6 separate regions of the Homo sapiens genome follow, and regions 1, 2, 3, 4 and 5 are each linked to region 6. A link is a loop called in an ENCODE intact Hi-C map of the cell type or tissue named here. Cell type or tissue: Calu3. All regions are shown on one strand. Each heading gives the region's core, and the rest is flanking DNA. Links, peaks and the distances in the headings are about the cores only. Region 1 overlaps ARF6 (ARF GTPase 6). Region 2 overlaps LINC01599 (long intergenic non-protein coding RNA 1599). Region 3 overlaps LOC105378179 (a long non-coding RNA gene). Region 4 overlaps LINC01599 (long intergenic non-protein coding RNA 1599). Region 5 holds the start of LOC105370485 (a long non-coding RNA gene). Region 6 holds the start of LINC01599 (long intergenic non-protein coding RNA 1599).

Region 1 (5,133 bases), core at 587-4,586, 210 kb after region 6:
ATGCTCACTTCAGCAGCACATATACTAAAATTGGAACAATACAGAGATTACATGGCCCCTGTGCAAGGATGACACAAATTCATGAAGCATTCCATATAAAACTTTTCTTAAAAGAAATCTATATATAAGTATACAAATAATCAGCTGAGTGAAAATTTTAATTTTTCCTATTTTTCACAATGATCTGTCAAATTCACTATCAAGCAGTCAAATTTGATTTTTACAGAAAAAAAAAGTTCCCTAAGTGCCTAATACTGTGTTTTCCACTGTACACAAGAGTGAAATTATACAGGGACTCAAAACTTATTGATGGCCGGGCGCGGTGGCTCACGCCTGTAATCCCAGCACTTTGGGAGGCCGAGGCGGGCGGATCATGAGTTCAGGAGATCGAGACCATACTGGCTAACACGGTGAAACCCCGTCTCTACTGAAAATACAAAAAAATTAGCCGGGCGCGGTGGCGGGCGCCTATAGTCCCAGCTACTCGGGAGGCTGAGGCAGGAGAATGGCCTGAACCCGGGAGGCGGAGCTTGCAGTTAGCCGAGATCGCGCCACTGCACTCCAGCCTGGGCGACAAAGCAAGACTCCGTCTCAATAAATAAATAAATCTTATTGATGATAAAATAAGAAAATTATAGGAAATTTACTTAAAGCCAGGTATTTATAAGAAAACATACACCAAAAAGATACTAAGAACATGAGTAAGCACTGGTTCACCTTAGTCACATTCATAGTACAGCAGAGACTACCTGAATCCAAATTCAGGCTCTGCTACTTATTAACATATACCTCTGTATGCCTCAGTTTTTTCAACTATAAAATGAGAGCCCTATCTCCCAAGGTGGCTGTGAGGATTTAGAGAATTAATACCCATTCAATGCTTAGAACAATGCCTGACACATGGCAAACATTCAGTAAATGCTAACTCTTACTATTCTTAGAATATTTCTGAGTTTGATTTCCTTAGGCCTAACTCCAACCTAGGACTTATTCATAAAACTAACTTTTAAAAATAAACACGTGGGCCGGGCGCGGTGGCTCACACCTGTAATCCCAGGACTTTGGGAGGCCAAAGTGGGTGGATCACCTGAGGTCAGGAGTTCGAGGCTAGCCTGGCCAACATGGTGAAATTCCATCTCCATTAAAAATACAAAAAAAAAAAAACAAAACCAAAAAAAAAAAACTAACCAGGTGTTGTGGTGCACCTGTGGTCCCAGCTGCTTGGGAGGCTGAGGCAGGAGAATCTCTTGAACCTGGGAGGCGGAGGTTGCAGTGAGCCGAGATCGCGCCACTGCACTCCAGCCTGGGTGACTGAGCGAGACTCCTTCTCAAATAAATAAATAAATAAACACATGGGCAGGCACGGTGGCTCACACCTATAACCCCAGCACTTTGGGAGGCCGAGGCGGGTGGATTGCCTGAGCTCAGGAGTTCGAGAACAGCCAACACGGTGAAACCCCATCGCTACTAAAAATACAAAATTAGCTGGGCGTGGTGGCGCATGCCTGTAATCCCAGCTACACGGGAGGCTGAAGCGGGACAATCACTTGAACTGAGCTGAGATGGAGCCACTGCACTCCAGCCTGGGCTACAAGAGCGAGACTCCACCTCAAAAATAAATAAATAAATAAATAAAATAAAAAATAAAGACATGCAGAGAAAGCACTTTGGTTTGCCTTATTATAACCAACTTCAAAGATCCAAATTTCTGCTCTACCACAACAATGTTTTTTTTTCCCTCTCATATGCTATAACCTTCTCAGGCTATTCAGTTGTAATGGAAAACAACTTTTATAATCATAAATAACTAGTTTCACATAGGTCTTTCTATGAACTACAAATGTTTTCATTTCTTTAAAGCTCATTTCTAAATGTCCTCAATAAAATTTACTTCCATAACTTCCGCTAGATTACTTTGTAGTAGTCTAAAATAGTTATAGGTTTCACAACTTTGTAATAGTTTAAATAGTTTAAAATATAGATTTCTCATCCTACTTGTAGAAATTATTTAGTATGATTTAGTATTAATATATAACCCTCTAGGCAAGAAATAATCCATGTGTGAAGCAAATTTTTCTAGTTTATATTGGTTAGAGGAATAATACTGGAAACCAAATATCATGCACCATAAGTTTCCACGTCAATAAAACACTTCCCCTTACAAACTTTCTCCATAAAAATAATAGACTTATGACTTAATTACAGAAAGAGTGGATAAAAAAGCCACAGTTAAACGATGTTATCTGAACCTACACCAAACTAATCTAGGTTATCTGGAAGAAAGGACACGTAACAGAGAATCACATTTAACTTAAATCCAAAGACCAGTAAAACTACCACAAAAATAAAAGAAATATTTAAAATGAAGTGACTCACACAGTTTTAAACAACTGTGTTAAAATCAAAACTGAGAAACTACTGATTTCACGCATTTAAACTCATTTAGAAAAACAAAATCCAGGTTAGACTACTCAATAACAAGTCTTAGCTCACTAAATGTATAAAATGTGGAAATTCTATGTCACTGTGCGCTAATTTTTTTTTTTTTTTTTTTTTTGGGACGGAGTCTCGCTCTGTCACCCAGGCTGGAGTGGCAGTGGCCCGCTCTCGGCTCACTGCAAGCTCCACCTCCCAGGTTCACACCATTCTGCCTCAGCCTCCCGAGTAGCTGGGACTACAGGCACACACCACCTCGCCCGGCTAATTTTTTGTATTTTTAGTAGAGATGGGGTTTCAGTGTTAGCCAGGATGGTCTCAATGTCCTGACCTCGTGATCCGCCCGCCTTGGCCTCCAAAAGTGCTGGGATTACAGGCGTGAGCCACCGCGCCCAGCCTCTGTGTCCTAAAATTTTGATTAGATTCATTTAACAATGGCCTTTCACTTTCAATTGTTCCATTTCCTATAAATTTTGATAATGTTTTAAAAATTGGCTTTACACTCGAGGTTAAATGTTTTTCCTAAGAGCCAGATAGTAAACATTTTAGGCTTTTCAGGCCATATATTGTCTGTCACATATTCGTGGTTTTTTCTTAAAAACTTTACAAATCCTTTAAAAATGTAACACCCATTCTAGCACAGTCCCTATAAAAAACAGGCTGCAGCCAGATTTGCCCTTGGCCAGTTTTCCCACCTCTGCTTTACACTGTACTATTATCTTTCTGTGACTATGTCAATTATACCAATATTAACATTTCCTCAAGTATCTGCTCAAACATCACCTCAATGAGGTCTTCTCCGAACACACCTACCTATTCCCTAATATGTGTACATACATAACATATTGTACAATATATAGCATATAACCTAACAGACTTTTACTTATCATCTGATCTTTGTTCTCTGCCCCCAACCCTCCAGGTAAGTTCCATGAATACAGATTTTTTGTTTTTTTTTTCACTGTCGATCTCCTGCACCTCAACAGTGCCAGGCATATTAGTAGGCTCTCAATAAAAAAATCTACCCTCACACTTATAAAACAAAATACTATGGACAAAATATGTATTCTATAACAAATGAAAGATATTCAAGGACAAAACTGACAAATACTTTCATTTTTAAATTCTTTCAAGTAGTCATAGAACATTTCAAATAAAGGGGGAAAAGGTTAAAATTTTTATTTTCCCACAATGTGAGGTTAGTTCTTACAGTCTAGTTCTCTTGAAATTTACCATTACTTCAGTTATATTTAATTGCAGATTTGCTTTAATTCCTAAATCCCGCTCCATTCTTGTTCTGCCTTCCTTGATCTCACCTCTGTGTTCCTTGCCTGTTCAGCTCACTAGTCTAGTCTGGCAACTTTTGTTTGGCAAAGCAACAAGTTGCTTTGCCTCTTCTATGGCTCCATCTCCCAACATTCCATTTTTGTAAACTCTCTAATACTGTAACCTTTACTAATCCTTACCATTTAATTAAAGCAAAAGGCTAGATAATATTGAATATTATACTCCAAATATATTATGTTCAGTGACTAATCACTTAAAAATTTCTTATAATTGCTGTATGTGGTTTTACAAATACAGTTTTTACCTATAAGGAAAGATACAACTTACCTTACTTGTAATCCTGATACATATTGGGCAAGGTATTGAGAAAATAACTTTTGGAATTTTGTAAGCTCCATCACCATTCAGATTATGGCTACTTCTAAGCTTATATTAAAACATAAAAACCCATTCATGGGGAAAATATTTTCTACTGCTAGCACTGAAAAATTGATACTTTGTCACAGTATCTTAACCACAGTACTAAATATATTAATAAATATTAACATGGGGTTAAATCATACTAGAGATCACATGAAGACATTCTAAAATCACACTATAAAAATTGCTGATATAGGAGGAAAGGCTTACAAGAATGTCTTTCAAACCCTTTTATCCAACAAGTTATTCATCTTTTACTTTTCTTTCTTCCAACCTTATCCTCTATGATACTATTTTACTTTCTAAATGAATACAGTTTTGCCATTTCGATAGGACAAACAATTTGACCTCTAAAAGAAACTTTGAAATCCAAAAGTCTATAAAGAATTAAGGCCTGAATTTAAGACTTAAGGCCAATTCTTTAGACACAATTCTCTACTTCTAAAAATGCTAAGGTTGTAATTTGGAAAAAACAGCAGAATAAAGACTGCTATGGGACCTCAAATTTTAAAAATTGTTTAACTGTGGTATTCTAAATTATCATACAATCAGATTAAGTTGGTGGAACTAAAACAGGGCGCATTACCTCAAACAGCCAGCATTTACAAGAACCAAATTGATTTTTTTTTCTTACAAAAGTCAGGCAACTTCCAAATTAAGTCACTTTTTACCATATACCCTGGAGAATAACATGGCCCGACACACCACACGTCCCACTTATCTAGTTCAAGCGAGTAACATAACGTGAGAAACTGCACTGTGTAATTCCTTTATTTTCTGCATATTAGTGCTTTACCAACACTACAACCATAAAGAACACAATTCCAAGTACTGTACTTTTTAGTTTGGGGAGATCACAGTCTACAGACTCATTTACTTATATTAAACAAGATTAACCTCATTCAAAACTTACTGCAGTTTATAAATTCACATAAATACAGAAATGGATGCAATTAAACAACTTCAGGATCTTATTTTTAAAATTCTTAG
Region 2 (5,133 bases), core at 475-4,474, 91 kb after region 6:
AAGGGCAAAAGAGGCTTCGCAGGACTTCTTTTATGAGGTCATTAGTCCCATTCATAAGGAATCATGACTTAATCACCTTCAAAAGGCCCCCCTCTTAATACTATTCCATTGGCATTTAAGCTTCAACATGTGAATTTCAGGGGGACACATTTAGACCCATAGCACCCCTACACCTACCAGGAAGTCCCACACACACATTCCTGATTTCCAACTTTAGCTGAGTCCTCAGGTCCTTTAAAAGGGCCAATGACACCTGGAAGGAGGGACCTGAGGTGGGGATTATAGGATGAGAGGTGAAGTGGTGAGAGAAAGGGGCTCAGCCAGATGTGGCAGAGGGTGGAGGGTAGGGGAAGATGAGTATGGCCAGCAATGTCAATGCCACAAAAGGCCACGTGGGGTGAGAACTGAGGAGAGGCTGATGGGATTAACCTAGGTCACTGATGACCTTCTGCAGGCCGTTTCTGCAGAGGGTGAGGGCAGAAAGCAGGCTGCAGCAGGCTGAGTGGATGAGAGGTGAGAAAGTAGATCCACAGAGAAAGCCTTCTTTAAAGGCACTTGGCTGGGAATGGAGGAGCACGTTTAAAGCCTGGAAGCAAGTGAGCTTGGGGGTTTTAATGGCAGATGGACCTGGAATTGAGTCCATCCAGAACTTTAAGCACTCTTCAAGTTTCAAACTTGGCCAAGCTCACTTGGGTGAGCTTGGAAATGTCACTGAACTCCTTGCAGCTTCTTTCTCTTTTCTTTCTTCCTTTTTTCTTCCTTTCTTTCTTTTTCTTTTTCTTTCTTTTTCTTTCTTTTCTTTCTTTCTTCTTTCCTTCTTCTCTTTCTTTCTCCTTCCTTCCTCCCTCCCTTCCTCCCTGTCTTCCTTTCTTTTCTTTCCCTTCCTTCCTCTTTCTTCTTTCTTTCTTTCCTTCTTCTCTTTCTTTCTCCTCCCTTCTTTCCTCCCTTTCTGTCTTCCTTTCCTTTCCCCTTCCTTCCTTCCTTTCTTTCTTTCTCTTTTTTTCAGAGTCTTGCTGTGTTGCCTAGGCTGGAATACAGTGGTGGGTCTCGGTTCACTGCAGCCTCCACCTCCCAGGTTCAAGCAATTCTCATGCCTCAGCCTACTGAGTAGCTGGAGTCACAGGTGTGCACCACCACACCTGGCTGATTTTTGTATTTTTTGTAGAGAGGGGGTTTCACCATGTTGGCCAGGCTGGTCTTAAACTCCCGGCCTCAAGTGATCTGCCCACCTTGGCCTCTCAAAGTGCTGGGATTACAGGCATGAGCCACCACACCCAGCTAACCTCTGTTTCTTCATCTGTAAATGGAGAGGATGTCACCTACTTCATTGGATTGGTTTGAGGATTAATCAAGATAAGGCAGATTAATTACTATGCACCTGGCATGTAATAAGTACCTAACTAATCATCTCCCTCGTATTTGTGGGCTTATGGAAAGAAAGAAAAATAAAGGATTCTGGAGGGGATGGTAATTAGCAGGGCATGTTCTGCAGGAGATGGGAGAGGAGGAGGTCAGCCTCTGGAAGGAGGAGGAATGATTCTTCCTCTAAGACAGGAGGACATGAAGGGAAAGAGGAAGATGCAGATTAAATTGTGAGATGAAGTGGCCAGAGGTTGTAGAAATCCATGTCAGAAGGTCTCTCCCACAATCTGAGAATGAAGTCCTTCTCAGCCTTCAGTTCTCCAGGCTCCCTTTTACATCTTGACAATCAGATATTTTAAGAAGGTTGTCATGTCCGTAAATCATTTTTATAGATGAACATGAGTGGCTTCTTGTGCGGTGTGGTTCCCACACTTATACCACCTTTCTCTGGGGGTCCTTCCAGTTTGTTAAAATGTATCTTAAAACATGGACCCACAACTAAGCCTAATATTTTACAAATGGCCTGACCTGTGACAAACCCAGGGGGCTACTGTCTCCTCACTAGACACTCCTGACTCTGTGACACAATCAAAGTCCATTCAGGTTTCCAGCTGCCACATCAGGCCTTAGTCCACCTTGAGTTTGCAGTCAACCAAAATCTCTAAGTCAGTTTCACATACAACACCGTCAAATGGGATTCCTTTTTCCTTCGTCATTTCTTTTCTTCTTTTAATCACTAAGTACAAAACTCTACTTTCATTCCTTTAAAATTTTATCTTCATTTTGATCTATCCTTCTAGCCTTTCGGATTCCATTCTCCTGGCCCCAGAGGAGGAAGTTACATTTCAGACCTGTCAGGTGACTCAGCCCCACTGACACAAAGAGTCTTTGTTAGTTACATCCAGGTGCCTCCGATTTCCTTGGAGACAACCCGGGACTGTCCAAAGATGCTTTGATCCTTTTTAATATCTGTGAGGATGTGCAGGGAGATGGATGCTAACCTGGGCCAAAGATGTATAAGGCTCCTTTGGAGAACTGGAGGCCTCCCTGGGGAGCTGAGACACTGCCCTCAGAAAAGGTTCTGAGTAACATCTGCTTTCAAATCCAAAACCACTCTTGGGAAATGAGACTCATTGTATAGAAAAGGTGATACCCTTGCTGATAGCAAATGGAGACAAGACTTCTAGATGACACCTACTGGTGCTCAATGAGTGTTGAATGAATATAGAATGAATAAATTAGCAAATGAATGAATGAAACGTAAGTGTGGATGGTTTTGAAGCCCCCGTTGATCTGGGCCATACTTTGCTAGGTAGTAAACTTGCTGTACACTGTGGAGGTGCCCGACCCCGGGGTTGTGGTGGTGGCTGCCGAAGGCATGGAATGGAGGACACGAGTGACCAGAAATCAAAGAGCTGCCCTCAGGGTCTGGTGGCAGAGGATCAGGCTCTGGAAATCTGTGGTCTTCCTCCTGGTCTTTTGGCATCTTGTTTTACTCTCCTGTGGGCATTTTATTCTGCTCTCTGTCCCCCACTCCTCATTTCTCCTGAGAAAAGCTCATCTGAAGATGAATTCAAAACAAAACAGCCAGTTTGAAAAACTGGATGTTTCACTCTTATATTGCCAAGAAAGATTTGATGTAAGACCAGATGTCAGGGAGCTCTATGTGATTCACAGATATGACTGCTTCTAGCAGCTAGGAGTGCAAGGGAGGGAGGGAGCTGCAGGACACACATGCAGTTGCCTCATCTTGGAGAGGGGACACTGAGGCAGAGGCTCAGCTAGGAAGCAAGAGGTGACAGGAACAAACAGGAGGCACCACTGCTGCTGTTTCCAAGGACAGTGTGCTGCCCATGACCCCCCGAGCCTGGCCCACGTGACCCACATCACATCCTCACCATCTTCTAGGAGAAATGAGAGGATTTTAAAACCAGCCTTAGCTGAGTACAGTGGCTCATGCCTGTAATCCCAGCACTTTAGAAGGGAGGGCAGGAGGACTGGTTGAGGCTAGGAGTTTGAGACCAGCCTGAGCAACATAGCAAGACACCCATCTCTAAAACTAAACAAATAAAAGAAAATAAAAATTAAAACCAGCCTCTTCAAAGACACAATTATAGGCACTCTGCCTATGGAGTAGCCATTCTTTATGCCTTTACTTTCTTAATAAACTTGCTAAAAAAAAAAAAACAAAACACATTTACAATTATAAATTGTGGGAGGCAGGAACCCAGATTCTTACCTTGATTATTTTTTGCTTTGGTTTTTTTTTTTTTTTTTTAGACGGAGTCTCGCTCTGTCGCCCAGGCTGGAGTGCAGTGGCATGATCTCGGCTCACTGCAAGCTCCGCCTCCCGGGTTCACGCCATTCTCCTGCCTTAGCCTCCTGAGCAGCTGGGACTATAGGCGCCTGCCACACACCCAGCTAATTGTTTGTATTTTTATTAGAGACAGGGTTTCACCATGTTAGCCAGGATGGTCTCAATCTCCTGACCTTGTGATCCGCCCATCTCAGCCTCCCAAAGTGCTGGGATTACAGGCGTGAGCCACTGTGCCCAGCCTCTTATTTTCTTTATTAGATTGTAAACTCCTTGAGGGCAAGGACAATGTCTTATCTCTGTGATCCTTCAGAGTGCTTATATCCCTTATACATAGTAAATGCATCATAAATATCTAATAATAATGGCTTCTCTTACCCAGAATGTCCAGGCACTTGTTTCACTAATATTTGCTGAGCCCCTACCATGCTCCAACCAGCACTTTAAGCACTCTGCAAGTGTTAACTAGTGAATGTTGAGGTGTTGAGGTTGGGTTCCTTCCCTGAAGATAGTTTTGTCACATGGTTGTTAATGACCTGCAAAAGCAGTGTTTTTGCTTTGGAGAATCCAGTTACAGTGCTCCTGAGCTGCAGAAGGAGCTCTGAGACCCAACAACCTTGTGTGGAATTCCACAATTCTCTTATTCATAAACGGACCCTCTATATAGACTGGTAGTGAAACATATCAAGAAACATTTCCCACTTTAGTTTTTCACGAAGAAAGCCGCTATTGTCTCATCTCAGCTGAGATGGGGTCACGCAGGGACGCAGCTCCCTTGCCTGATCTCTGACTCCCTGGAAGTTTCCTAAAATGTTTCTGTGGGCCTAAATCCTTGTAAGTCCAGCTGTCTATGAGGCATTGAGATGGGATTTGAGACCTTACTCCCTGAGGGTAGTGATCTCTAAATGGTCAGGATGGAGAACGACCCCAGGTGGTCCCAAGCCATTCTCTCAGCATTTATAACAGGAGGGTGTCTTTACTGATGTGTCTGGAATTAATTATTCTTTTCTTTTCCACAGTGGCCTTCATTGGCATCACCAGCACTGGAGCTATTCCAGTGAGGATTTTTGCTGCGGCACATCACGGAGTGGCATGAGAGGTCAGAGAACTCCTAGTATCCCCCAAATATCCATTCTGTTCTTCTTCCTTAGTGATGGGCCCCCGACATGAAACTGGCACTCAGAATGAAGAATGCCTTTTCCAGCCTCCCTCGCTGGTGGAGTCTCCGTGTTCCAGCCAATGAAGTAAGTGACATGGCATGTGCAGTGTGGGGAGAGAAGAGGGGAGGGAAAGGAGTCATGGAAGGTTTATGCCAAACGCCGAGGATGGGGAGAAAGCAGGATAAAGAGATCCTGGTTCATGACAACCTCAGGAAGACTAAGTCCAGACTTCATTCACCTGAGAAGGAAATACACTTCTATCTTTGTTTAGACCATTTGGAGGCAGAAAGTAGGGTC
Region 3 (5,133 bases), core at 410-4,409, 240 kb after region 6:
TTTTTTTTTTTTTGAGACGGAGTCTTGCCCAGACTGGAATGCAGTTGCACGTCTCGGCTTACTGCAACCTCCTCTTCCCGGGTTCAAGCGATTCTCCTGCCTTAGCCTCCTGAATAACTGGGACTACAGGCGCGCGCCACCAGGCCAGGCTAATTTTTGTATTTTTAGTAGAGATGGGGTTTCACCATGTTGGCCAGGCTGGCCTCGAACTCCTGCCCTCAAGTGATCCGCCTGCCGGGGCCTTACAAAGTGCTAGGATTACAGGCGTGAGCCACTGCGCGCGGCCGTATAGAGGTTACATTTTGAACAAGCAAAGCCCCATATAGCCAGACACGGCCTTGTTTTTTGCACTGTTAAAAAAGCAAACGGCTGGCCGGGCGCGGTGGCTCACGCCTGTAATCCCAGCACTTTGGGAGGCCGAGGCGGGCGGAACACGAGGTCAGGAGATCGAGACCATCCTGGCTAACACGGTGAAACCCCGTCTCTACTGAAAAAACAAACAAAAAAGCTGGGCGTGGTGGCGGGCTCCTGTAGTCCCAGCTAGCTACTCGAGAGGCTGAGGCAGGAGAATGGCGTGAACCCGGGAGCCGAAGCTTGCAGTGAGCTGGGATCGCGTCACTGCACTACAGCTTTGGCGACAGAGCGAGACTCCGTCTCAAAAAAAAAAAAAAAAAAAAAAAAAGCAAACGGCTGATTCGAGGTTGTGCATAACTGACTTAGCACTGGATACTATGCCGATCACTAATTCATAAAACAATAAAGGTGAAATATATAGAATAGTAAAGTGATTAGTGTGACTGATAGTGGTTCAATTTAAATAGTCATAAATTATGATGCACCAAATCAAAAGATTATAGGGCCACCTGGCCGGGAGCAGTGGCTCACACCTGTAATCCCGGCACTTTGGGAGGCGGGCAGATCACCTGAGGCCAGGAGTTCGAGACCAGCCTGGCCAACATGGTGAAACCCCCATCTCTACTAAAAATACAAAAATTAGCTGGGTGTGGTGAAGCCTGCCTGTAGTCCCAGCTACTCAGGAGGCTAAAGCAGGAGAATCATTTGAACTGGGAAGGTGGTGGTTGCAGTGAGCTGAGACGCGCTACTGCACTCCACCCTGGGAGACAGAGCAAGACTCTGTCTCAAATAATAATAATAATAAAAGATTATACTGCCACCAAAAACATAGTAACATGTGGGAAAGAAAAGCAAGACACAGATGTTTTATTTACAACATAATTATAATAAAAATAGGTATGCATGGCCGGGCGTGGTGGCTCATGCCTGTAAGCCCAGCACTTTGGGAGGCTGAGGCGGGTGGATCACCTAAGATCAGGAGTTCGAGACCAGCCTGGCTAACATGGTGAAACCCCGTTTCTACTAAAAATACAAAAAATTAGCTGGGCATGGTGGCACGTGCCTGTAATCCCAGCTGCTCTGGAGGCTGAGGCAGGAGAATCACTTGAACCCAGGAGGCGGAGGTTGCAATGAGCTGAGATCACACCATTGCACTCTGGCTTGGGCAAGCGGAGCGAAACTTCGTCTCAAAAAATAAATAAATAACAAAAATAAAAATAGGTATGCATATAAATACAGATTGTAGAAGAATACAGAACTCAAACTAGAAAATCAGACTCTTCTTAGAGGATACTGAGGATGGTTCATCCCATTGGGGTGCCCTGTAGATACCTGGAGCTCTTTTGGTTCCTGCTCTGAGTTCTGCTTATCCAGGATTTTCTTCTGGGAACCTCCCTCTATTAGTTAGAGTACAGAGTATGCTGTAATAATAAAGAGACCCCAAAATATAGTGATTGAATTAAGATGGAAGCTTATTTCTCATCTAACAGTCCAGAGGTAGGAGTGGTGGAGGCTATAGGGTGGATCAGCTTCATTAATTCATCCATGGACTCTGCTGTTTTGGTTTTATTTTGGTTTGGTTTGGTTGTTTTTTTTTTTTTGTTTTGTTTTGTTTTGTTTTGTTTTCCAATCCTGCCCCTTCTGCATTCACTGGTTTCTTTCCTCGACCCTAGGTATTTTTCCTAATTTGCATGGTTAAAGGTGGGGCACTGCAGTGGATCTGCACTGGCGCCACCTAGCGCTGGAAAGGCCAAGAGGGCCAAAGTAGAGGGCAACCGATTTCTTTTTAAGCAAGTGATGCAGAGGACACATACAACTTTCATTCATATTCCATTAGTGAGAACTTGACCACACTTGGTTGTAAGGAAATTCAGGCAATGTGGTCTCTAGCTGGGATTCATGTGCCCAAGTAGCAATGTATTAGCACTGTAAAAGGGGAGAACCGACTTTGGGGGACAACTAACATTTCATGATCTGCCCATTTTCTTCTGACCAACTTCCTCGAGATAATTTTCTTTCTTCTGAATTTCCTAAAGAGAGGTTCGTTTACTTCAGTTTACAGACAGTCCTTGTTTGCTTCAATGTACCTTAACCGATGCCTCATTCTTCAGGCCCTAATTTAAATGATACCTCCTAAAAGAGGCTTACCTGACTACATTCTCAAAAGCAGGTGCCCCACCTGCTTCCTACCACCATTGTTCATATCTCAGTACTGTGCTTCCTTCACCGGTACTTATCACAGTTTGAAATTATAATTTTTTTTGCTAAGTTTTTGTCTGTCTCTTCCACTCTGTCTCTTTTCTTCACCACCACATCTCTACCACCTAGTACAGTGCCTGTCACTGGATAAGTAAAAAGTAAGTATTTGGTATTGAATGGATGAAATAGTAGTCAAGGATGACTCTGAGAGTTCTGAAGTGAGCAACTAAACATACTGATGAGCCAGGCACAGTGGCTCACGCCTGTAATCCCAGCACTTTGGGAGGCCGAGGCAGGTGGATCATGAGGTCAGGAGTTCAAGACCAGCCTGGCCAACATTGTGAAACCCCATCTTTACTGAAAATACAAAAATTAGCTGGGTGCGGTGGTGGGCACCTGTAATCCCAGCTACTGAGGAGGCTGAGGCAGGAGAATCACTTGAACCCAGGAAGCGGAGGTTGCAGTGAGCCGAGATCGTGCCACTGCACTCCAGCCTGGGCAACGGAGCAAGACTCTGTCTCAAAAAATAAATAAATAAACATATTGATAAAAAGAAAAAATGGGTAAGCTTGGAGGAAGAAGAGAAGATGATCAGTTTTGTTTGCAAATACTGAATTTGAAGTTTTGAATGATTTCAAGGTGACATCCAGAAGGCAACTAAAAATGTGAATCTGAAGCTCTGGAAACAGCATCAGATTGGAACTACAGATTTGAGAGCCTTGAGAATTTATTACATCACTCATGAAGAACACGGTGAGAGAACAGAGAACATTTAGGAGGGAACTGTAAGGAACAAAAACATTTGCTGGGTGGGCAGAAGAGAGAGCCTGGGAGGAAATATCAGGGGCTGTGAACAAGAACCAGGGAGAAGAAACGTTCAGGGAGGAAACAGCAGTCACAAGTGACAGAGATTGGTGGTAAATTACATCACCTATGTCAGAAAGGGTCCCTTAGACCTGCCAATTAGGAGGCTTGGGTATCGTAGCCTTAGCTAGAATAGTTTCAGTGGATTGGTGGGCTATGGACTGAAGACAGAAGGTTAAGAAGCAAATGTAGCAATTGTAGAACATGGTTTCAAGAAGTGCAGCCATGAAAACAACAGACAGATTTCATTTAGAAAGGCAAGGTCAAAGGAGTTTTTTTACTTTTTTTTTTTTTTTTTTTTTAGAAGAAAGGCAGCTTGGAATCTGTATAAATGAAAGAGAGAGATAGAATGGGTAAAAATGATTGATGGAAGAATTTTGACCTACTGGGTTTGAGGTAGGAGGGGAAAACAGAAGGGTGCTCTTCTCTGAAGGTGTAAAGATAAATTTAGAGCGGACAGAGCAGCAAAGAGTTGAAAAGTTTTTGTCTGTTGGCCTTCAATTTATCCATGAAGGAAGGAGCAACGTTATCTGCTACAAGGACGGAGGTGGCGGGGAAAGTCTGGACTGGTTTTTAGGAGACAAGGGGTGGGGGGTGAGGGAAAGACTATAGATAAGAGGACAAACAGAAGGTCTGCTTTCGCAGATCTACTATGGTCGAAAATTATTTTTTCTTTCCTCCCCTCTATCCCTTCCTAACCTAAGCTTGTCGCAAAAAAGGCTTCAAGCTGCCAAATCCAAATTTTTCCACCAATATACCCCGATACTAGTTTTTTCTCCAAAAACAACGGGCAACTAACACGCAGGGCAGAGAAAACAAACAGTTGCCCCAGGCTTCCTTCGTTCGAATAGTGAAGACTGAGCTGGCCTCGGCACTGTGCAGACTCCCAACCTGTGCTACTGTGGGTTATTCTCCTTATAGTGCAGTCACCTCCTAAATGCTTGCTGAAAATAATGGAAGACTTCGAGCCAGATGTTTGCCTCTTAAGTAACGTCCCCCAAAAGATGCAGCACATATTTAAGGCCTGCTGAAGCAAGCAACGCTGACGGACCAGGTTATTGCGTTTTTCTCTCGCTGCGTGTCCGGACGCCACACTATGAGCATTAAGCGCATACTGACCAATTTCTGTTAAGCAGGAACGTGGTGTTCTGATCAAAACACAGGGAGCCGCGGCCGCAACCGCGCCGATAAGCTTCCGGGGTCCCAACCCTGTAAGGCAGAACGGCTGCCCAGCTCGGATGACGCCACACTAACGTAGCCTCCAGACCGCCCAGTGTGGGTGTGTCCAAGCTCACGTCGCCCGGCGTGGCCCCCCCGCTCCCCAATGACGTAACTGCCCTGCAGCTTCTAGTAGCTTTTCGCAGCGTCTCCGACCGCCGGGCGCGGTGGCGCGTGCCTGTAGTCCCAGCTACTCGGGAGGCTGAGGTGGGAGGATCGCTTGAGCCCAGGAGTTCTGGGCTGTAGTGCGCTATGCCGATCGGGTGTCCGCACTAAGTTCGGCATCAATATGGTGACCTCCCGGGAGCGGGGGACCACCAGGTTGCCTAAGGAGGGGTGAACCGGCCCAGGTCGGAAACGGAGCAGGTCAAAACTCCCGTGCTGATCAGTAGTGGGATCGCGCCTGTGAATAGCCACTGCACTCCAGCCTGAGCAACATAGCGAGACCCCGTCTCTTTTGCCCCCCTCCCTCATTAAGGGTACCTTTGTAAGTAAATA
Region 4 (5,133 bases), core at 682-4,681, 60 kb after region 6:
GGTTTCTGCAGTGATCACCTGGGCATGAAGGGGAATTGAACCAAGACAGCAAAGGCTCAATCCTCAGCAACTTCTGGTCCAGCCACCAAACTTATCTCTGTTTTGTCTCCTCCCCACAGCCAGCAGCCAGAACAAGCCACCATCTCCCCTGGGCTTTCACAGTAGCCTCCTGACTGGTCTTGTTGCTTCCACACTTACACTTCCTGTTCTCTGCAAGGCAGCCAGAGTGACCTTTCACTAATGTAAGTCATATTATGTCCCCTCTCTGCTGCAAACCCTTCAATCACTTTCCATGAATGGTTCTGGGAATAAAGTCCAGCTTCCTTCCCCTGATTCACTTGATCTGGCCCTTCCCACTTGTCTGACCTGTTTTCCAGCCCATGCTCCCTGTCCTTTTCTACACTCCTAACATGTGGTCTTTCTATTCCTTAAACTTGCCTGGCTCAGTCCCATGTTAGAGCATTTCTGCTGGCTCTTCTTCCTGCCTGGACCTTCACACAGCTGGAAATTCTTGCTTTTCAAATTGTAATTTATTTCTATTTTTATTTTTTGAGACGGAGTTTCACTCTTGTCGCCCAGGCTGGAGTGCAATGGCGCAATCTCAGCTCACTGCAACCTCTGCCTCCTGGGTTCAAGCGATTTTCCCACCTCAGCCTCCTGAGTAGCTGGGATTACAGGAGCCTAGCGCTGCATCCAGCTAATTTTTGTATTTTTAATAGAGATGGGGTTTCACCATGTTGGCCAGGCTGATCTCGAACTCCTTTCCTCAGATGATCCACCAGCCTTGGCCTCCCAAAGTGCTGGGATTACAGGCGTGAGCCACCACGCCCAGCCACAAGTTGTAATTTAAACATCACTTCCTGAGAGAGACTTTCCCTGACAACCCCCTCAATCTCCAGGAGTTCCTCAGTCATTCTCCATCAAATCACCCTGTTTCGATTCTCTGAACAGCTCTTACTACTTTCACTTGCGTCCGTGTGACAAGACCACCAAACAGGCTTTGTGTGAGCAACAAGGCTGTTTATTTCACCTGGGTGCAGGCGGGCTGAGTCCGAAAAGAGAGTCAGCGAAGGGAGATAGGGGTGGGGCCGTTTTATAGGATTTGCGTAGGTAGTGGAAAATTACAGTCAAAGGCGGTTGTTCTCTGGCAGGCAGGGGTGGGGGTCACAAGGTGCTCAGTGGGGGAGCTTTTGAGCCAGGAGAAGGAATTTCACAAGGTAAGGTCATCAGTTAAGGCAGGAACAGGCCATTTTCACTTCTTTTGTGATTCTTCAGTTACTTCAGGCCATCTGTATGTATACCTGCCGGTCACAGGGAATATGATGGCTTAGCTTGGGCTCAGAGGCCTGACAATTACTATCTGGTATTTTCCTGTTTGTCTATATATTTATTTTCTCTCTCCTCTGTAGTAGACAGTGTCCAAAAATGGCCACCATCAAATCCTTCTCCCATTGTATACACATGCTGCTCCACTGTTCAAGAGGTGAAGTTTATTTCTCCTTCCATTGAATCTGGACTCACCTCATGATTTCTTATTACTTGCTTTGACTGACAGAACAAGGCAGAGAGGATGCTGTGCCAGTTCTGGGCCTAACTTTCAAAAGGTTTATCAGCGTCTGCTTTTACTCTTGGAGACCAGCTACCATGTAGCAAGTCTGACTACCTCGAGACCACCATGCTGTGAGGAAGCCCAAGCTCTCCACATGGAGACAGGCCATGTGGAGGAGCACAAAAATGCTGATGTTTGACAGTATGAATGCTGGAAACCAAGGAATTGAAATGAGAATGTGGGATATTGGAGTTTGTGTGTTTTCAATAAGTTTAGGGATATTGAAGTTTACCATTTCAGTTCTGAGTTTTGAGAATGTACAGGATATAGAGATGGCTGAGGTGGAGAGGAGACAATGGTCACCAAAGTTAAGGAGGTGAACAAATTTGAGGCCAGGATACTGGCTGATTCACACATGAAAATTCAGCTTTTCTGTGGTGATGGCAGATCTGGCAGTGGGGAGAGGCACTGGAAGATTCCACTTGGGAACTGTTAGAGCCACACAGGGGCAGGTGGTTTCCTTGGAAACATCTAGTTTTGATGGAGGCAAACAGATTTCAGTCAAGAGTCTGCAGCCATAGAATGGAGAGACTGTTCACAACTGAACAGGGGTCTCAAGGGTGAGAGAGGGCAACCCAGGGAAACGGGTTATCAGGAAAGGCCTCAGTAGAAGACAAGTGAGGTGTGGGTGTGGCACCTCACTTGGGCTGAGAGTCGGGCAGAGTGCAGATTCAGTTTCACTGGGGGCAGAAGTGAAGGATGATTCGGATGAGATCACTGGGAAAGTTAACTGGCCTCAAGATTTTAGCTGACCTGGAGAGATAAAAATTTGGTTTTCCTGCCAACACATCCAGAAGGGGGAGAGTGTTTTCTGTTGGCAGTAGAATCAGCAATTGGAGACCTTTGCTCAGGACTCCAAATGAAACTCTGGTGACAGGATGCAGGGCAGGGTGTGGGTAGGCCCAAGTCGGTAAACACCCCGCTGGCCTCGGGACTGTGACTCCGAGCAGAGGGGAGGAACAGGAAGCTGAGCCATGTGGTGGACGAGAACCAGGCTTGCCTGTGCTGCTGTACCCTGCAAAGCTTTGAAATTCTTAATCATTTACTATTTAATTTAGGGTTTAAAAATTAATTTTATTAATTTTGAATAATTTGACATTGTAAATAATTTTTGAACAAGGGGCCCTGCATTTTCATTTTTCAGTGGGTCCTACAATGTATGTAGCTGATCTTACTGCTACACTACTGTGTGCATGGGAAGGTTTCGAGAAACCCATAAAACACAGTGCCCGTAGAGACAAAGACACACAGGAACCATTTTAACAAAGGCAGGTAGTCTGTGCTGGTTGAAACCCATAAGGAAACAGGGGAAAGTTCATTCATTCACTTATTCACTGAAAACTTTGTTAAGAGGGAGGAAGGGAGGTCCTGCTAGTGCCAGGAGCAGGGAGGGAGAAATAAATGACTGTCATGGTCCTCAAGAAGCTCCTACTCTGTGGAATAAGAGAAATGTACACAGGAACAATGCAGCAGAGTAAGAGCTGGGATGAAAATAAACACCTTCCTTCCATTTCTTCATGTTAGGGGTACATGGTTTGTCGAAAAGACATCAAGTTAAATTAAGGTAGTTCTGTCCTACTACACAGAAAACTTACACATGGTTTCTTTGAATATATGGTTTCCTCACAGAACACCAAAGAACCTTCCTCAACAGGAAACCTCAGTGGCTTGTTCCCTCTGTGTGAGGATGTGTTGAAAAGAACAAGGAGTCGATTTGGCAGGAAAAAAAAATGCATTTACTACTGAATGTTGGCATGATCCTGTGGTTGGAAGGTCAAAACAGAAACTGGCAGTGCTACTTTTTATTAAAAGTCCACTTGGGGACATCACATGAGACTCTTTGATCTTATAGGTCAGGACACTGAGGCTTTAGGACTCCTGAGGTTATTTGGTAGTGAGGCTGCTGGGTTTCTGAATAAAGACCTATGATTAGAGTATGATTTCCTGCCCTGCTTTCTGCGCTGTAGGCGTAGTCTGCCTCACTCAGCCAATCTCAAGGGAGGGAGGACCTGTGGCTGCAGTTTCCCAAATTATCCAAATTAGGACTCAAAAGAAGAGAGTTCTGAGGCCCAGCAACTCTGAGAAAATCCTGAAAAACATTGTGATAAAAAGGTACATCTTTCCTTAAAGCCAGAGCACTATGTCAGAACTGAGCCCTGAAGCTAAGTGAATGAAGGGCTTGAGAGTTGCTCTCAGTGGTGAAGATAAAATAGGTATTTAACCTTACTAATGGTGGCATTTTAGCCCAGAAGAGTGGAAGGGACCTGTGGTTCCTTTGCACTCATTACACTTAACACTTTGAGAGCGAGTAAGGCCAGCCCTAAAGTTCAAAGGAGACCCATCCATTTCCAACAGGCTACTTAAAAAAAAAATTCTTTTTGAGACGGAGTCTCGCTCTGTTGCCCAGGCTGGAGTGCAGTGGCGTGATCTCGGCTCACTGCAACCTCTGCCTCCCGGGTTCAAGCGATTCTTCTGCCTCGGCCTCCCAAGTAGCTAGGACTACAGGCGTGCGCCACCACTCCCAGCTAATTTTTTTTTTTTGTATTTTTAGTAGAGATGGGGTTTCACCATATTGGCCAGGCTGGTCTTGAACTCCTTACCTTGTGATCTGCCTGCCTTGGCCTCCCAAGGTGCTGGGATTACAGGCGTGAGCCACCACACCCAGCCAAAAAAATTTTTTTAACTGAGAAAAATATATGCTCATTGTAAAAAAAGCATAAAACTGCAAGAAAGAGATAATTTTTAAAAGCCACCTGTAGTCCAGAAATAATCACTGTTTTTTGGTATATTTCCAAACTTTCTTCTTTGCATGCATATACATATATAAATAGTTATGGGCTCACACCGTCCATGTTGCTTTGTTACTCTATTTCATGTAATACTAAATCATGAAAATTTTTCATGTCAATAAATACATTTAAACGATATTAAGTGCCTAAATATTCCTTTGTAGAGTTGTATTATTATTTATTTAATGAGTTGCCTATTATTGGAGATTAATGTTGTTTATAATTTTTTAAAAAAATTTTATTAGAGATGGAGTCTTGCTATGTTGACCAGGCTGGTCTCAAACTCCTGGCCTCAAGCAATCCTCTCATCTCTGCCTCCCAAAGTGCTGGGATTACAGGTGTGAGCCACCACGCCCAGTCTGTTTATAATTTTTGGTGATTATTCTTTTTTTTTTTTTGAGACGGAGTCTCGCTCTGTCACCCAGGCTGGAGTGCAGTGGCCCGATCTCGGCTCACTTCAAGCTCCGCCTCCCAGGTTCACACCATTCTCCTGCCTCAGCCTCCTGAGTAGCTGGGACTACAGGCGCCTGCCACCACACCCGGCTACTTTTTTGTATTTTTAGTAGAGACGGGGTTTCACCGTGTTAGCCAGGATGGTCTCGATCTCCTGACCTCGTGATCTGCCTGCCTCGGCCTCCCAAAGTGCTGGGATTACAGGCATGAGCCACCGAGCCTAGCCTAGGTGATTTTCTTAATTATTTCCTTAGGATATGTTCCAAAGAATTTAATTGCTAG
Region 5 (5,133 bases), core at 332-4,331, 130 kb after region 6:
TCTTGCTCCCACAGCTTTGTTTAAGCAGATCACTAAAGATTTATGTATTGACTAGAACTTTTTTGTTTATTTGTTTGCAAGGGGAAAAGCACAAATACAGCACAAGATGACATATTTAAAAAGTAAATTTATATAATCCCAGTGCCTTGAGGGGCCAAAGCAGCAGGAGCTCTTGAGGCCAGGAGTTCAAGAACAGCCTGGGCAACATAGGGAGAACCAATCTCTACCAAAAACTTAAAAAATTAGCCAGGTGAGGCCAGGCGCTGTGGCTCACACCTGTAATCCCAGCACTTTGGGAGGCTGAGGCAGGCAGATCACCTGAGGTCAGGAGTTCAAGACCAGCCTGGCCAACATGGTGAAACCCAGTCTCTACTAAAAATACAAAAAGTAGGTGGGTGTGGTGGCGCACACCTGTAATCCCAGCTACTCAGGAGGCTGAGGCAGGAGAATCGCTTGAACCAGGGAGGCGGAGATTGCAGTGAACCAAGATCGCTCCACTGCGCTCCAGCCTGGGTGACAGAGGGAGACACCATCTCGAAAAAAAGAAAAAGGAAAAAAAATTAGCCAGGCGAGAGGATTGCTTGAGCCCAGAAGTTCAAGGTTACAGTGGGCTATGATTGCACCACTGCATTCCAGCCTGGGCAACACAGTAAGATACTATCTCTTTAAAAAAAAAAAAAAAAGAAAAGAAAAGAAAAGAAAAGAAAAAGTAAACTTATTGGTTTGAGTGACTAAAATGTCCAGGCATAGAGTTTCAGGCATAACTGGCTCCAGGTGCTCAAACGAAGGATTCAGGAATCTTCCTTTCATGTCTCAGTTTCTCCCTCCATGGTAACAAAAGTGGCCCCTTAAAGCTCCCAAACAGGAACCCACCAGCTTAGGAACCCCAGCAGAAAGAGGAATCCTTTTTTCTTTGGAGGCCGAGGCGGGCGGATCATGAGGTCAGGAGATCGAGACCATCCTAGCTAACACAGTGAAACCCCATTTCTACTAAAAATACAAAAAATTAGCCGGGCGTGGTGGCGGGCGCCTGTAGTCCCAGCTACTGAGGAGGCTGAGGCAGGAGAATGGCGTGAACCCGGGAAGCGGAGCTTGCAGTGAGCTGAGATTGTGCCACTGCACTCCAGCCTGGACGACAAAACAAGGCACTGTCTCAAAATAAAAAAAAAAAAGAGGAATCCTTTTCCCTAATTGTTCCAGCAAAAGCTCCAGGACTAGCCCAACTTGGGTCACTCTCCCACCCTGAGCCAATTCACTATGCTAAGGACATGTGGTTCTTTTATTGGCCAGTCTGGGTTGCATGCCTCACCAGGAGCCTGGGGCAGAGCCAGCCTCACTCACACTTCCTAGGTGGAGAGTAGGAGTAAGGTTCCAGCCTGGCCAACGTAGTGAAACCCCATCTCTACTAAAAATACAAAATATTAGCTGGGCATGGTGGCGGGCGCCTGTAATCCCAGCTACTCGGGAAGCCGAGGCAGGAGAATCACTTGAACCCGAGAGGCGGAGGTTGCCGTGAGTCGAGATCACGCCATTGCACTCCAGCCTGGGCAACAAGAGTGAGGCTTCATCTCAAAAACAAAAACAAAAACAAAGAGTAAGGTGGTCTCCAAAGGATAATCGAGGTGCACCTGCCAGCAAAAGCATATTCTAAGACCAGGCCCCACAAAAGCTCCATGGTATTGTTAGATACAGATATTACTGAGCATTAATACTGTAATAATACAGTGACGGTCTTTTCCATCTGTTAATGTTCTACTCATTTTTCAGATTCATTTCAAATGTCACCACAGACCAGGCGTGGTGGCTCACTCCTGTAATCCCAGCACTTAGGGAGGTCAAGGCAGGCAGATCACTTGAGGTCAGGAGTTTGAGACCAGCCTGGCCAACATCATGAGACCCTCATCTCTACTGAAAATACAAAACTTGGCCAGGTGTGTTGGTGGGCTCCAAGAATCCCAGCTACTTGGGAGGCAGAGGCTGGAGAATCACTTGAATCTTGGAGGTGGAAATCGCGCCACTGCACTCCAGCCTGGATGACAGAGGGATACTCCATCTCAAAAAAATAAAATAACATAAAATAAAATAAATCACCACAAACAAATCTCCCTAATGAGATTATTTTTCCATCAGCACTTTCTTTTTCTCTCCTGGCATGTATCATATCTTGCTATGTCGATTATGGTGAGTCACACAGCCATTTGTTTACACTCTGGTTTGGTTAAAAAAAGGCAGAGCTGGATCTGGGTACGCCTCCCATTCATGATGAGAACACCTCCCACCCCGACACCCAGGATGAGGGCTTCTCTGCCTGAAGTGTCCAGGCCTTGGAATGAAGAGGCTAAAAGGTGGTAAGAAAAATGAAACTCAAATAGCTCACTCCAGGAAGAAAACTCATCCGTGGCACAACACTGCATCTTGGAAATCAGCCTGGCTTTTCTTTCTTAAGTCATACTGGAACTGTCTCTCTTTAATATGTGTGAATGAAGCTGAAAAGAGATTCAAACCCTAAGATGGCAGTAGCCTTAGAAATTTCATATCCTGAATAAATTTGAGAGAGAGAGGAAGGGGAGAGAGAGAAATGTTGCGAGACACCTTTCTTCCTCCAATAAACAAAAAAGCAAATACCCCAGATGCCTTTTATACTCACCCCGGGGCAAGCAGCTTATTACTAAGTTCAGAAGCTTTTGCTGCTCCTACTTTCTACAACCCCATCTGTTTCCTCTCCTGTTGCTGGTGGCTTCATTCCAGGGACACTACCCTTGAGGAAGAGGGAGCTGGCATACTAAGATCCTTCTAGCGTCACTCTTGCTTGCAGACACCTGCAGATTTCCCGTGAATGTTTCCTGTTCAATTCAACGGGTTTTAATTACATGAACTAACATTTGCTCACTCTTAAACCACGGTTGCCCTCATAAAAGACAGACTCCAAAAGACTGGGATTGGGCAAGCCCAGAAAAATCTAAATGTTTATGCAAACATGCTCATGTTTCCCTCCTCATATTCCTTACTGCTCTATCATTACAGATGTTCTGCCTTGGGAGATCTACCTTCTGTTTTTCTCATTTAAGGCAAAAAAACATAAATTCTCTCTTTTCAATTTCCATGTACTCCTGGTGGAAGCAGGAGTAAGTTCCCCTCCTGCAGACACCTCAGCTTTCTGGGCATAAATGGCCCCTGTTGGCTCCTTAGTGAAGTCTAAGAGGCAGTGACCCTCCGTGGAGCTGCAGTGGTGCTTCCCTTTCTGTAGCTTCTGGGCCATATTTCTGAACCAGAAATTGAGAACTATCTGAAAAAATCTGAGATGTATTGTTTCTCAAGTCTTGTCAAGCATATTGCACAGTTTGCTCCCCTGCCAAGTTTCTCCCTCATAATCCTGACATGTTTGTCCCAAAACACACTCATTTCCCATAATCAAAAGAGCCTGGTGGGGGGGGGTGGGGAAACCTGAGAACTCAAGAGGCATAAAAATGAAAGCTAGTTATGTGAGACTTCATTTATTATCATGATGAACCCAAGAGTTTCCGATGTATGGTTTTTGGTAGTTTTTAGAGTCCAATGTCCTTATTTTGAGCTTAGAGATATTGCAAGGTCCCTACCACAACCCCCACCACCACACACACACGAGGCTGCCCACACGAGGGGCATCTGGTGAAAGGAAGCAACAATCAGTTGACAGTCTATCAATCAACTGGAAGTGAGCTGTTTTATCCACAAAGTAGGTTGAAAGAAGAGTGTCTAAGCACTCCTTTTTAGACAATAGAGCCTGGGTACAGATTACCAGAAATCTGAACCACACCAGAAGTTCTTAGTGCAGTAGATATTTAACAAGGCAAAATGCACGCCCTTCCTCTTCTCTAAACTAGTTCCGTGACGGTGGTGGAATGAAAGGCTTTGGCTTTCATACACATCACTCAGATATAAATAACTGCTTCTGACAGCCTCAAGCTTGACTTCCTCAAACTCAGGTCTTCACTTCCCCCAGGGCAAGGTCAGGTACACCTGCTTCTCCAAAAAGCGGCACATTGCCTTCTTCTAAGTAAATTATCTCCATATTTTTGAGGCGGAGTTCTTAAGAAAGGCAAAACCACTGCACCTAAGCAATCAGTTGCACTTCTATGCAAGAGTCTCCATCACTCTTCTCCAAAGACACTAACTACAAAACCAAATATGTGATTCTTGAAATCAAAGAAAACCTGCCATACACTGCTCTTTAATCACTGCCTCCCTGAAGGTACAAACAGCTGGACTGTAAAACATGCCCACGCAGACAATCCCTGTGTCCTGCACATGCATGTGTGTGTACACACATAGACACACACTCACTCAACGTCATGTGTAGCAAACAGTAGACAATTCCACACTTTCAGGACAGGCACCAGCCAAATCCTTAAATTGTGAAACTAAGAATGCAAGCAGCAAAACTTGTGATTTCAGGCCACTTTTGATTATATTTCTGGAGCTCAGCCAAGAGAGCCATTTCCAAGAAAAGCAGCTCAGACAATTGCACAGTCAGCTCTCCAGCCTTAAACCAAGCTCTTTGTCAAGCTAAGCGGGATGTTTCTCCTCCTGACCTTATCTCAGGCTCCAGCCCTATAACATGTCTGTTAACTAAGTAGCAAATTATCGGCCTTCACCAAGAATACACAAGGAAGAAGTAGAACAAATCCACCTCACATTGCGAGCAACTGGAGAGTCAGCACAACAAACGATTGTGTGCCGAGTACTGCTAGTGAACAGGCACAACAAGGTGCTGATCGTTTCAGACAAAGGGAGAGAAAGGAGTGAACTCCCAAATGTGAGCCCTACACCAACCACCCAGCCAGCCAACAAAATTGTTTCCCTCAAGTGGGCAGCCTTGCCTGAGGAAGCCATGTCTATAATCTAAAGCCGACCTACAGGATTTGTAATAAAGCTCAAACTGGACCTCCCTCTGTCCTGGGGACGGACTCAGAACATAGAATCCATCTGGGGGCCATTTGCTCAGATTGGGAGTAGCTGGAGGCTTGGGAGGGAAGAAAGCCACTGTAGTTTTCATGACCCGTGAACCTAGATCCAGTGTGCAAGCCAGGCTACCCTGAAGGTCCCAGAATGAAGCCTTTCTTCCTCGTTAGACACGTAAGTCCAAGGGAACTG
Region 6 (5,133 bases), core at 690-4,689:
GATGGAGCCACTGCACTCCAGCCTGGGTGACAGAGCAAGACTCCGTCTCAAAAAAAAAAAAAGTCAAATAGGATATCTTTCTTGTTCTGGAATAAGGCCAAAACTGAAGTCAGGGTGCCAATCCTCACATTCTAAGATTCGACCACTGATGGTTAGGACCAGTGAATGCTACAGGGCTTACTGAAGGTGGCCAGTTCAGAGAACATGCTCCATCACCAACTACTATTCCACAGACAGCTGGGGAGCTCTGGAAGAGGTCTCCTTTCGGAGGAGTCCATTGTTAGGGAATGTAATTTAGTCTTTTGGGCTTTCGAATGTGGAGAGATAACAAGTTGTACCTGCACTCACAAACCACAGGAGGAGGCTGGGTGAGGTGGCTCATGCCTGTAATCCCAGCACTTTGGGAGGCCAAGGCAGGCAGATCACTTGAGCCCAGGAGCTTGAGACCAGGCTGGGCAACATAGCAAGACCCTGTTTCTACAAAACATACAAAAAATTACTTGGGTGTGGTGGTGTACACCTGTAGTCCCATCCATACTAGGGAGGCTGATGTGGGAGGTTCATCTGAGCCCAGGGAGGTTGAGACTGCAGTGAGCCATGATTGCACCACTGCACTCCAGCCTGGGTGACAGTGAGACCCTATCTCAAAAAAACAAAACCGCAGGAGGAAGGCCTGAGGAAGTAACTAGAGATTCAAGATGTTTGCAAGTATGGGAGACCAGTATTTCTCTTTCTGGCTGGATTTGTGTTTACCCACCAGCAGCAGATTCCGAAGCATGGAGACAGAATTAGAGGAGTGATGTGGGAACTGTAAGGCTGAGGGGTATTGAAGATGCACTCTGCCAGCCTGAGAAATGATGCATGAATTGAGGGTTAGAAGACTTCTGCAACAACATGAAGGAGGGGACGACGTGGTTTAAAAGGCAAGTGCAATGGATAAGGTGATGCCACTAGCTGGGGCTCAGCCAGGACACAGCTAATTCCCAAATCCCAAGGGACTGCCAATGCCTTGGCCTGTGGGCAAGTGTGGGTTGCCTCTGCACAATGGAGCTCGGAAACTACTTATCAGAATGCAGTTATAGCCAATTAGGGAAAGGGTTGCAACCCCATAGTAAGGCAGTGTTTCTCAAACCAGGCTGCACGTGGAAAATTAAAAGCACACAAAACCCATGTTCAGGCCCTATCCCAGTCCAGTTTAATCAGAGGCATAGTAGTTTTGTTAAGGGGTTCCAGATGGTCTTAATGTTTGCCTTAAATTGAGAACCACTGCAACAAGGAAACCTCTTTTATCCGTTTAGCATCTACTTCCCAAGGAGAAGAGAGCAAAGAAAGAAGAAAGTATATAAAAAGCAAACCATCTGTGAATAGAGTGGGCCCCTAGTACATACGGACAAAAAACCACTTGGAATCCGATGTGGAACCTTGTATGAAATAGGAGGTTTTAAAATAAACAGGACTGAACTTTGGAAATGGAAATAGACTATAAATATAATCTGAAAATTAGAGAATCTGGCCAAGAAGGCAAAGGTGATGCTACTCAAGAAGGAAGGGGGATTCAACAGTTAAAAATTGTTGCAGGTCCAGTCTCCAATGACTTGAGTCTCTTCTGTACACCAGTTATAACTTTAAACATCTTTGAGGTTGCATAACTTTGCATTTTAATCTGCCACAGTTTATAACCAAGGGTCCATGGATCATATGTTTGGTGAAGTTGGAAATGAAATTAGTTTTTTGTTGTTTTGTTTTGTTTCGAGACGGACTCTCACTCTGTCACCCAGGCTGGAGTGCAATGGTGTGATCTTGGCTCACTGCAACCTCCGCCTCCCAGGTTCAAGCGATTCTCCTGCCTCAGCCTCTGAAATAGTTGGGATTACAGGCACCTGCCACCACACCCAGCTAATTTTTGTATTTTTAGTAGAGATGGGGTTTCACCATGTTGGTCAAGCTGGTCTGGAGCTCCTGACCTCAAGCAATCCACCCTCCTCAGCCTCCCAAAGTGTTGGGATTATGTGCGTGAGCCACTGCACCTGGCCTAGGTTATTTTAAAGTAAGAACTATTAATCCAGAATGTTAGTGGGAATTTTTTTATACACAGCATATCTTTTAATTTTTTCTTACCTTTCTTGAAAATTTCCTTGTTAAATGATGCAAAATATGATATGACAGATTATAGGTATTTTAAAGAAGAGTATGGGTTATAGAAACATCTGTTGTTCTAAAGGCCACCTGTAGATGGCATTGCTTGACTTTGTCTTTAAATGTTTTCTAGAAAGGAAGTTGTTAAAATAGAATCTACTTTGAAATGCAATCACATTTTAAAGGTGAACGAAATTAGATTAAAAAAAAAAGCCTACCTTTTGAGTTACTTTCAGAAGATAACACAGGGTAAGTAAAACAAGTTTTTTTCTTGTAAAATTGTATTTGGTTTATCTTTCTGTTTCTTTCTGATATGCCTTTTGAATATCATTCAAAAAGCTACGTTACTACAATTCATAAAATGTTTTCTCTGCTATTGATATCTTCTGTGAAAAGAAGACAGATATTTAAGAGGCTAAATTAATTCAAGTGACGTTCTGAAAATTAAAATTCACCTTGAAAGTACCTTTCACATAATCATGATTTTACATCTGAGACACTTAAAACTTCTCATTTTAATTAGTTTTTCAAAGCAGTTTTTTTTTTTTTTTTCAATAGAGTAAGTGGTAGTTCTTACTTCTGAAGGCTGAAGCTGTGTCTTTGGTTCCCACAGTCCTGTAGGCACAGGCCAGGTATTTGACTTCTGGGTTTTCTTTTTTCTTAGGAAACATCAGGATTTGAAAGAGTTTTGATTCATTGATAACAAACATTGTTAGAGGAGAATATTCAGTTTTCATACCATAAAGACCTTCACTCTAATAGAAATACAGAAAAAGAAAACTGTTGCAACGATATCTTACTGAAAATTAATGGAAAAGCTAAGTTTTTACTTTCCATAATATTGGGTAGGAAAGCAATAAATTCTCAAGGCATTTTCACCAGTTAAAGTTTAAACCATTAGATATTTGGGGTTGTTCAAGACATTGAAGTTCTTATGTGTTGGTGAAGTTCTGTGAATATCTAGTGAGTCCCTATCAACTGTGAGATACATTCTAAGTCATTGATTATTAATGACAAGATGCTATCATTTGCAAATGATAAACCTAAAATATGGTACAGCAGATTATCTCCATGATAATATTTTGCTCACGTGCATTCTGAAAACAGTGTCAGCACAGAGGCTCTGAGACCAGATTATCTGGGTTTGAATCCCAGTGCTGCCACTTACTAGCTGTGTGACCTTGAAGTTACTTAAACTCTGTGTGCCTCAGTTTCCTCATATGTAAGGTAAAGATCATAATATCTTATAGGTTGCTGTGGAGATTAAATTAGTCAAATACATGTAATGTACTTAGGTACTAGGCACATAGTAAGTGTTCAATAAATGTGACCGTAGTTGGGGTGGAATTACAGGTGGGCACTTGGAAAATATGCATAATGCAAGTCAGTTTTATCTGTTGCAGTGTGAAATCTGGGCACCTTTTTGAGAGTATAGGATGCATGTAAACATTGCTGCCCAGTCACGGTGGGAATGGCAGCTGGGATGGGAGGAAGTTGAGAACATTGTTACACAACATGTACTGTTATTTAAACAAATAACAATCTTAGAAAAATAAAGAAGATACGGGGAAGAAAATTTTTGTTCACTGTTCATTTTTACAGTTTGAAAGCAACTGCCACGAGCATTCGAAGGCCAATAGGGACAGAGCAAATCCTCGTTTCTAAATATGGGAGCCTGGGTTTGCTGGCTGGAGCTCCAGGATTAACATTCCACCGCCCTGGACCCTTACTCAATTCCTCCTTCCACGGTTCTTTGCTAAACCTGAGACCAGATGGGTAGCAGGCCATTAAAGTACAGCAGAAAGTCATTTTTCTGAAGTCTGAGACTTGATCTATCTGCATAACAATATTTTCAGAGTTTATATTTATTAACTCTAAAAGAGCAATGTGACTTTAAAATATGTTTGTAGCAGTTGTTTCTTGCCTAAATAATCTTTCACTGTGTAATGAGTGCGTGTGTGGGATGCAGGACTTAACTAATTCCTCAGGCTAACTGACCATGTCTTTTACTAACAGACAAGAATGACAAAACCTTGGATTGTGTCTGTTTCTCCATCAGCCAGTGTAAAGTGGCACATAGGCTTTACTTCAGAAGGGGTGTGCAATCTTCCCTGGGCCACACTGGAAGGAGAAGAATTGCCTTTGGGCCATGCGTAAAATACACTAGTGATAGCTGATGAGTTTTTAAAAAATTGCAAAAAAATCTTATAATGTTTTAAGAGGGTTTACGAATTTGTGTTAGTCCACGTTCAAAGATGTCCTGGGCCATATGCGGCCCATGAGCAGTGGGCTGGACAAACTTGCTTTCTGCTTCTGCGTTATATTAAACTTGCAAGGCCTTTCTGTTTGCAATTAATGGAAAATATTGTCATGAATACTCAATAGGTGGTCTTCATTTTTAGAAACCTTTATACATTACCTATAATACAGTAACTTATTTTGTTGAATTAATTCACATTTTTTAATTTTCACAGGTTGAAAACAAGGATATTTCTTCCTTGCAAAGCAAAATTAAAATGTTTGTAAAAGATCTGGCCTAGATGCAGTTTTTATAGGCTTAAACGTTTGAGTAGTTAACAAATTCCTTTCAGGTTATTAGTTCTAATGAGGTACCACTGACAGCTTTTTGATGGGTCAGTGCTGTTAAATGCTTTTGGGTTTTTTGTTGTTGTTTGTTTGAGACAGAGTCTCACTCTTGTCACCCAGGCTGGAGTGTAGTTGGTGCAATCTTGGCTCACAGCAACCTCCACCTCCCAGGTTTAAGCAATCTTCCTACTTCAGCCTCCTGAGTAGCTGGGATTACGGGCACGAGCCACCATGACCGGCTCAGTTTTATATTTTTTGTAGTGATGGGGTTTGGCCATGTTGCCTAGGCTGATCTCAAACTCCTGAGCTCAAGCAATCTGCCTGCTTTGGCCTCCCAAATTGCAGGGATGAGCTACCACACCTGGCCTTGAGTAGTTTTTTTAAAAGTTACCTTTAACTCAGATTTGTTAA

Evidence for each region. Hi-C counts contacts between places; a loop is a spot of excess contacts. Peaks named below come from ENCODE experiments on the same cell type or tissue, not always from the same donor. Only the 100,000 strongest peaks of a DNase experiment are listed, where the experiment ranks them.
Region 1: a loop joins it to region 6, with 4 times the contacts of the local background. A loop is called at or near these places in 52 of 110 quality-filtered maps.
Region 2: it touches region 6 in a loop (3-fold over the local background); 40 of 110 quality-filtered maps call a loop at or near these places.
Region 3: a loop joins it to region 6, with 7 times the contacts of the local background. A loop is called at or near these places in 102 of 110 quality-filtered maps.
Region 4: a loop joins it to region 6, with 2.7 times the contacts of the local background. A loop is called at or near these places in 20 of 110 quality-filtered maps.
Region 5: it touches region 6 in a loop (5-fold over the local background); 7 of 110 quality-filtered maps call a loop at or near these places.

What each region holds. Positions count from the first base shown.
Region 1 is chr14:49,896,818-49,901,950 of GRCh38, reverse strand. It overlaps ARF6 (ARF GTPase 6), which reads right to left. Exons shown (of 2, transcript NM_001663.4): 2 at 4,897-5,133. It also overlaps the pseudogene RNU6-189P. Among named protein-coding and RNA genes, the nearest start is that of ARF6, 6.3 kb to the right of the region's middle. In Calu3, for the core only: no CTCF peak of the experiment used is centred there; DNase peaks (open chromatin) are centred at 2,610 and 3,777.
Region 2 is chr14:50,010,721-50,015,853 of GRCh38, reverse strand. It overlaps LINC01599 (long intergenic non-protein coding RNA 1599), which reads left to right. Exons shown (of 9, transcript NR_131171.1): 7 at 4,828-4,920. Among named protein-coding and RNA genes, the nearest start is that of LINC01588, 5.8 kb to the right of the region's middle. In Calu3, for the core only: no CTCF peak of the experiment used is centred there; a DNase peak (open chromatin) is centred at 2,223.
Region 3 is chr14:49,862,509-49,867,641 of GRCh38, reverse strand. LOC105378179 (a long non-coding RNA gene) reads left to right here. Exons shown (of 3, transcript XR_943839.3): 2 at 3,193-5,122. It also overlaps RN7SL2. Among named protein-coding and RNA genes, the nearest start is that of NEMF, 12 kb to the right of the region's middle. RefSeq lists enhancers at 4,280-4,379, 5,072-5,133. In Calu3, for the core only: a CTCF peak has its summit at 2,087 (motif pointing left); a DNase peak (open chromatin) is centred at 2,091.
Region 4 is chr14:50,042,576-50,047,708 of GRCh38, reverse strand. It overlaps LINC01599 (long intergenic non-protein coding RNA 1599), which reads left to right. Exons shown (of 9, transcript NR_131171.1): 4 at 120-242. Among named protein-coding and RNA genes, the nearest start is that of LINC01588, 38 kb to the right of the region's middle. RefSeq lists a silencer at 144-438. In Calu3, for the core only: no CTCF peak of the experiment used is centred there; a DNase peak (open chromatin) is centred at 2,538.
Region 5 is chr14:49,970,141-49,975,273 of GRCh38, reverse strand. LOC105370485 (a long non-coding RNA gene) reads right to left here and starts at 3,635. Exons shown (of 4, transcript XR_007064159.1): 1 at 2,648-3,635. RefSeq lists a silencer at 4,369-4,663. In Calu3, for the core only: no CTCF peak of the experiment used is centred there; DNase peaks (open chromatin) are centred at 2,253 and 3,883.
Region 6 is chr14:50,102,249-50,107,381 of GRCh38, reverse strand. LINC01599 (long intergenic non-protein coding RNA 1599) reads left to right here and starts at 2,339. Exons shown (of 9, transcript NR_131171.1): 1 at 2,339-2,385. It also overlaps a transcript of VCPKMT not described here. In Calu3, for the core only: a CTCF peak has its summit at 2,233 (motif pointing right); a DNase peak (open chromatin) is centred at 2,231.